2 separate regions of the Homo sapiens genome follow, and region 2 is linked to region 1. A link is a contact called in ENCODE Hi-C or POLR2A ChIA-PET data. All regions are on one chromosome and are shown on one strand. The core of a region is the stretch at or near the end of the contact, and the rest is flanking DNA. Distances in the headings are between cores, read along the strand shown.

Region 1 (3,713 bases), core at 706-3,205:
CACAAAAACAAGAAAAAAAAAAGTTTGAAAACTGCATTATTGGTTTCTTTGAGGGGAAAAACTAGTGCTTAATTAACTTAGATTTTTAAATGAGAAGTTAAGGTGTGGGCCTACATCTTCCCTGAACAGAAGTTGTCCCAGGAGGAGTTTTTAAAATGGTATAGGTATGTGTAGGTGTACCTGTTACAATACGGTGGAAATACATTTAAAATTTCTTCAGCTCAGCTTGACAAATGCATTTTCATTATTAGAGACTAAACAAACCCAAGAAAATGTAAAGCAACATTACCATACTTGGTGCCAAGTTTAGATACATCGAAGAACTTCTTATGTGAACTGTCATTTAATGTTTCAATAAGGTACTCAAAGGCGTATCCTGAAAAAAAAATTGTATTTTCATTAAATGCAGCAACAAAATATTTTATTCAGCTGAAAATACCTGGAAACTAGCTTTATCCAATAGAATTTTCTGCAATGGTAAAAATATTCTATGTTTGAGCTGTCCAGTAAAGTAGCCATTAGCAACGTGTGGCTATTGAGCACCTGAAATGTGGCTATCGTGCCTGAGGAACTGAATTTTTAATTTATTTAATTTTGATTAATTTAAAGTCACACAGGGCTAGTATCCACCACACTGGAAAGCATAGTTCTAAACCATAATTTGTCAAGTAAAAACTAGTAAGATAATTCACTCCTGAAATGTGATAAGAATACCTGGAAAGGGACAATAAGAATGATTTAAATAATCCACGGGGACGTTTTGGAAAGACATGTCTTGAAAACTGCAGAGACAGGAATTTGTGAATTCCACAATTAACATTAGAGGGACTGATTAAAAAAAAAAACTAAAAGACGGATTTTTACAGAGCATTCAATAAACCAAAACAAAAAAACTTCTCAGTTAAGTCCTTACCAGGGCTTAGTACTGAAAATAAAAGTAACAGAATCTCTAGGAAATTAGCATATTCTACCCGAAAGAGACAAGTCTTCTGGTTTTGCACGAACTGAAGCTGAACTACTAAGTCAAAGATCCAGAGGTCTCATTTAAACGTGCCTCAGCTCCCAACATTCTAGGGGGCAGTGGCGGGGAGGCAGCCCTGAGGTTGAAAAGAACCTTCAGATCTTTTGTGCAGACTCATAGCGGTGGGTGGCCAGGACCCTCAACATTGTTAAGGCTTTCATCCAAAAGGAGAAAACATAAGCACAGCCCATTTTCAGAATGAATAGTATTTTTTTCTCTTTTTTTTTTTTTGTAGAGGGAGGTGGACGGGGGAGGAGACAGCGGTGCAATAAATGGTCGGAGAACTGACTGACCAATGTTCAACCTTGACTGCCCCTCATTCGGCTTCCAGAGGCACAGAGAGACTGAGGGGCCTTAGGCTGGACCGTGGAATCAACATCTAGCTGCGTGAGACCCGAACACGGAGACGCAGGCCCCCGCCTTCATCGCTCGCCAATGGGGGGCGGGCAGGAGAAGACGGTGGGCCTCTCCCTGCCCCTGGTGTTGCTGACGGGGGCCAGGAAGCCGCTGGCAGCAGGCAGCGGCCACCGGAGAGAGAGGGGTGCGGGTCAAGGCCAGCGGTGGGGTGGCCCGCCCTGCGGGTGTCGCGCAGGAGGGTGGGGATCGGGAGCCCCAGCTTCCGCGGCCTAGGCTCAAAGGGCGGCCCAGCAGGCAGGCCCCGAGGGGAGCACAACCCGAGCCCCGAGGGCCTGGGCGCCTGCCGAGCGACTCCAGGCGAGAAAAGCAAGGAATTCGGCGCCTAGGCAGCGCGCGTTTCCAACTGCCAGACCCAGCTCGGAGGCCCGAAACTGACCTGCTTTTGGGGCGTCCATCGCCGGAGACCATATTATCCCTCCGGGGAGGGGGCCAGCGGGGGAAGAAGGGGGAGGCCGGGCAGGGAAGACGGGGAGGAAGACAGGCGGACTGGCAAGGGAGGAAAGAAGGAAGCAGGCTCGCGCAAATATCGCGAGAGCAGCAGAGCCAGCCCCGGGTCTGCGCTCGCGGGATTTGTCGCCTAACTCCCGCGAGATCGTCGGACAGGAAAACAAAGAAAGGGAAGGGGCGGAGCTAACCAGAAAGCGATTTCTCGCGCCGTCGCCGCTGTTCTCGCGAGCGGGGGCGGAGCGCTGGGGAGGCTCCAGTGGGGGCGTTGGCGTGGCTAGTTTGGCCTTCGCAGCGATCCGTTACTTAGTTGCGGCCTTAAGTTTTCTATTGGGGTCATGAATTCGAGCGGTGTTTGCGTTCCCGCAAGGTGTCTGTTGGAGTCAGGGTCGGAATCGGAACTGCTAGGAGAAAGAGCTCAAGGAGAACCGCTTTCCCCTAACTATAAAGCCTTGCATTAACTTGTCAGACGTGGGCGGCCCACACGCGTGTTTTCAAGTGGGGGCGGCCATACTGATCGGGCGCGTGGGAGGCGCTCAACTGTTGAATGAATGAATTTTTTCTTACCCTCCGGTAGCTTCCGTGATTGCCGACTTCTTCCCAGTGGCAGTTAACACATGCTTAAGCCTCTCCATCCTTCCGCCTCAGCTCCTCCGGTCCCTGTGTTCTCCACCTACCCAGCATTATCTCCTGTCGCAGCAACTTACCAGAAAGAGTCGCTCATACTCGGCTCTCCCCCACCCACTTCTTATCCTCTTCCAGTCTGGCTTCCACTCCCAGAAATGCCTTTAGCCAAGGCCAGCTATAACTCCACTTTCTAATCTCACATATCTCAATCTTGACTGGTTCTCTCCCATTGTTGAAAAATACTCTTCCATCAGCTTCTGTGACTTCAGACTCTACTTTTGTTTCTTCTCCTAAGGGTGCTTGATCTCAGGCTCCTCTGCAGACCTCTTCCTCCGCCCAGCTTTTAAATGTACTGGGCACTTGATGGGCACAGTAGCTCATGCCTGTAATTCCAGCACTTTAGGAGGCCAAAGTGGGAGGATGGCTTGAGCTGAAAAGTTCAAGACCAAACACAGCAACGTAGTGAGACCCTATCTCTACAAAAAAAATTTAAAAATTAGCTGAGTGTGGTGGCATGCACCTGTAGTCTCAGCTACTCAGGAGGCTGAGGTGGGAGGATCACTTGGGCCCAGGAGATTGAGGCTGTGGTGAGCCATGATTGCACCACTGCACTCCAGCCTGAGCAACACAGCAAGACCCTGTCTCAAAAAAAAATATATTGGACATTAAATGTGTCCCAGGGCTCTGGCCTTGTACCTCCTCCCTCTGTCCATTTTCCCTGGCCCATCTCACACTTCCTTTGACTTCAGTTATTAGTTAATATGTTGATGCTTCCCAGTCTGCCTGTGACCTGAGCCTATCTCCTAAACCCGGAGGTGTATATCCTAGTACCCATGGGATGCCTCCACATCCCAAGGCACCTCAAACTAAAAATCTCCAAAACTGAACTCGTCATTTCCCTCCTTAAACCTACTATTCCTTTTGTATTGCCTGTATTAGCGAATGGCGCCACCATCCACCTGGTTGCCCAAGCCAGAAATCAACACATTATACCTGACTCCTTCATCCACTCCCTTTAATCATTGATCCAAGCCCTGTCAACCCAAACTCCAATATATTTCCTTTATTCACCTTGCTATATTTTGTAACATCTCCTTTACAATCCCAGCATGAAATTCATAGGTAATATAATCTACATACACGATAAATAATCTACTTAATGACCTAACTGTAATATAAAGGAGAAAAATAGGAAAGTAATTTA
Region 2 (3,713 bases), core at 1-2,500, 1.5 Mb before region 1:
AGCCAAAGCAGCGCACAATTGACATCTGAAGCCCAATGAATGTGATCAAAACAAAGCACTTAAATTTTGTTTGGATTTGCTGCCACTAGTACACATCGTAAAGGCAGATTTTCACACTCATACAATTTTCTGCATTCTTCAGTATCTGTCAGCGTGTTCAAATACTTTTAATACACAACTTTTAATACACAAGACACACTTTGGAAAACTTTTTCCGAAGAAAATGATCCAAAGAGCAGAATGTGAGTCAATAAACGGAGAAAGGCAAGCAGCGGTTTTCCATCTTCTGCGCCAGTGTGCTGTAAACTTTTAAGTCCGGAAAACTATGTTTTAACCGATGAGATAATGCCTTTCAAAGTGATTAGCACGACCGGGCGCGCGGTGGCTGACGCCAGTAATCCCAGCACTTTTGAGTGGCTGAGGTGAGCGGATCACCCTGAGGTCAGGGTCGAGACCAGCCTGGCCAAAATGGCGAAACCCCGTCTCTACTAAAATACAAAAATCAGCGAGGCGTGGTGGCGCCCGCCTGTAATCCCAGTTACTCGGGAGGCTGAGGCAGGAGAATCGCTTTAAACCGGGAGGCGGAGGTTGCAGAGCCAAGATCGGGCCATTGCACTCCAGCCTCGGTGACAAAATATAATAATAATAAAATTAAAAAGGGCTTAGCATAGTATCTGGCCAGTAAGAAGAAATTATGATTATTATTTTGACCTTAGACCTCTCTTAACTGTCTGAAATTCGGGTTTCTTAAAGGACACAGGCGGTCTCTGAGGCTCCCGCCAGCGGAAACAATCTCCCATTAAAATAGGCATCGGTTAAATATTTGCTGAACAAAGTAAACTACGTCTCCCCGAATCCCATTGAGCGCCTACTCGAGATCCGGACCGGAGCCGGGCAGGACGGGCCCGTCGGTCCCACACGCCGTATAAGTGGGTGGAGAATACCCCACACGCCCAGACCAATAGGCGGGGTGAACGAGGACCGTGTTCACCAACTCAGCCCGGCTCGCGGAATGCCTTCTGTTCGCCTCCGGGCTTGCAGTGGCTTTCCGTCGCAGGTCAGGCCGCGTTCCACTTCCGCCGGCAGTCCAGACACGCCCCTCCGGGTCCAATCCCCGCCCCTCACACACCTGGCCCCGCCCCGTCGGGAGCTCGGCGGTCCTCTCTGCGCTAGGTCTTCTTAGCGCCCGACGGGGCCACGCCCATCCCCGACGCTCTGAGGTCACCTACAGGGCCGACCCTCGGTGGGCGGAGGGACGGAGGGAAGATGGCTGCAGAGACCGGATATTGGCGCTGCCTCCCCGAATCCCGGACCTGCGCTGAGGAGGCGGTTCATCTGTGGCCAGCGGTGCTTCGGGACCCGCGCTGGGGGAACCCTGGCGACGGGGCCTGGCCCTGCTATATGCGGGGGCCTCGGCTGGAGTGAGCGGCGTGGACGCCTCTTTCCTCCGGCTCTTCCCTTGTTGCTGCGAGAGCGAGAGGGCCGCGGGCGGCGGAGGCAGCGGGGCCGGGATGGAGGACGTTAACTCTAACGTGAACGCGGACCAGGAGGTGCGGAAGCTGCAGGTGCCGGTGAAGAAGCTGGGGAAGCAGCACGAACAGCCGAGGAGCCGCTCGCGCTGTGCTGGGCCCCGGCTCCATCGCGGTTCGCCGGCTCCTCCACTCCCTCCTACGGCGCGGGGTCCCCTCGGGGCTTCCCCTTGGGTCTCAGCGCAAAGTCGGGCGGCGGGGCCGGATGGACCCGAGGCGGACGAATAACGAGGAGCTGCGAGACGCCACCTTCTTGCTGGCGGCGGGGGAGGGCGGCTTGCTAGACGACCTGGAGCGTCTGTCAGGCTAGGAGGAGGGGGAGGAGAGCTGGTGAGCGCCGGGCGCCGGGCGGGGCTGGGCGGGGACGCCCCGGTGGCGGAGGACGTCCCGGAGGATCCCTCTGGTCGGGCGCCTGGCTTTGTGTAGCCAGCCAGGTCCGCTCTCGGCGGGTACTCGTGGTCTTGCTCTGGCAGAGGGGAGGTCAGTTGGAGTTGGGGGTTCGAGGCTTGCAAGTACAGGGCTTGTAGCTCCTTCTCTGGATTGTGGACCCTCTGGGTGCTGGGCCCTATTGGGGTTGGTGGGTTGGTTGGATCCAGAAGGGCTGTTCGCCGTGGGGAGGAGTCGGAGGTGGGAAACTGCTTTGTAGGCAGGGATTCTGCTTTGTATAGGAGACCAGCTTTCGGATGCTGGTCTGGGCATTTTGGATGTTGGGGAGGGGTTTGGCTTGATGAGGTATCACCAAGTTCGGGGGGTGCAGACCAAAGTCGCCGACGTCTATGCAGCGGTTGGTGTTTGGGATCAATTTCTAGCGTGGATGGGGAGACCATGTGGATCAGCACTCCCCTTTAGGTAGTGGGGTAAAGCTTGCTCTGTGTGAAGAGGTCAGAGGATGGTGGTGTTTTGTGTGAAGAATCAAGGGTGAAACAAGAGCCCTGGCTCTGATATTTTAAAACAAGAATTGAGTCTGGCATTTTGCAGAGCTCTGAATTGACATTTATCACATCTATCCTTCATTTCCATGTCCTCCTATGGGCAGAAAAGAGTCCTATTTTAATACCTAAACCAAAGCTGTATTGTCATAAGCCACTTCTTGATGAAATTGTGACACACACCTTAATATCACTTTCATAAATAGGAAATGGGAGGCTTTTCTCCTCATTTTATTATAAAGATGTCTGTGGGAAATTCTCTTAATTCATCCTCTTTAAAATTTTACCTTTTAGCTAAAATGTCTCTGTTGAAATTCAAATTTCTAACTTAGTGAAATCGAAATCATTCATAGACTGTAGTATTGCAGGGCTCGAACTGTGCAGTGTTCTGAGGTAGTTAAGAGCTTTGCTGGATTCAGGCCCTGGGTTTGCCCAGGCCTGTATGACCTTGAGCAAGTTATTCTGAGCTTCACTTTCTTCCTCTATGATGGAGAAAATAATGATAGCACTTACCTCTATAGAGTTATGAAAATTTAGTAAGATAATCCATGTATGCATTTAGCACTGTTGAGATCTTGGCTTACTGCAAGCTCCGCCTCCTGGGTTCACACCGTTCTCCTGCCTCAGCCTCCCGAGTAGTTGGGACTACAGGCACTGGCCACCACTCCCTGCTAATTTTTTGTTTTCGTATTTTTAGAAGAGACGGGTTTCACCGTGTTAGCCAGGATGGCCTCGATCTGACCTCGTGATCCTCCCGCCTCGGCCTTCCAAAGAGCTGGGATTACAGGCATGAGCCACCATGCCCAGCCTATTACTCTTAAGCCTAGTTATTTAAATCAAACATTTAGTGAGCTCTTACATGATGTTATAGGAGACTCTGAAGATTCTCAACTGTTGATTCCTGTTCATAAGGCAGTTATAGTCTTGTTGAGAACTAAGTTTTATGCAGATAAATAAACTAGAAAGTGTATGGTGAATTGCCGAAAGAGAGAACAAAAGTACTGTCAGTGCGCAGTAACTGGGAAGAAAACAGTAGTCCAAAGTAGAGGGGCCAAACTTTGAGGAGGAGGCTTTGGAGTCTGGAAGTGAGGAAAGAGTGGGAAGGGCATTTTATGCTCTGACAGCTACAAGAGCAGAGTCAGAGATATTTGTAACTCCCAGTTAGGAGATTTGAATAACAGAAGTACTCTTGAGTATATGGTGACAAACCTTTATTTTTTATTTACTATTTTTTTTTTTTTTTGAGACGGAGTCT

What was found. A loop is a pair of places that touch in the nucleus more often than their neighbours do. ChIA-PET counts read pairs that join two places held with the same protein, here RNA polymerase II (POLR2A). Pooled maps may share reads with other maps.
Region 2: a loop to region 1 is called in a map of CD4-positive, alpha-beta T cell, with 17 times the contacts of the local background. The contact joins the promoter of ST20 here to the promoter of IREB2 in region 1. A Hi-C loop is called at or near these places in 2 of 168 maps with a recorded cell type or tissue (CD4-positive, alpha-beta T cell and naive thymus-derived CD4-positive, alpha-beta T cell) and 6 of 50 pooled maps. POLR2A ChIA-PET finds 5 or more read pairs at or near these places in 2 of 52 experiments (CD4-positive, alpha-beta memory T cell and activated CD4-positive, alpha-beta T cell).

Annotation. Positions count from the first base shown.
Region 1 is chr15:78,436,458-78,440,170 of GRCh38, reverse strand. It overlaps IREB2 (iron responsive element binding protein 2), which reads right to left and starts at 1,955. Exons shown (of 22, transcript NM_004136.4): 1 at 1,815-1,955; 2 at 290-376. The coding sequence starts at 1,833. RefSeq lists a silencer at 1,501-1,740 and enhancers at 2,211-2,270, 2,341-2,420.
Region 2 is chr15:79,921,289-79,925,001 of GRCh38, reverse strand. ST20 (suppressor of tumorigenicity 20) reads left to right here and starts at 1,250. Exons shown (of 3, transcript NR_037653.2): 1 at 1,250-1,550. It overlaps ST20-MTHFS (ST20-MTHFS readthrough), which reads left to right and starts at 1,910. Exons shown (of 4, transcript NM_001199760.2): 1 at 1,910-1,963. ST20-AS1 (ST20 antisense RNA 1) reads right to left here and starts at 2,231. Exons shown (of 1, transcript NR_028330.1): 1 at 148-2,231. RefSeq lists enhancers at 11-671, 873-922, 1,353-1,532 and silencers at 1,063-1,212, 1,833-1,882, 1,893-1,962, 1,983-2,092.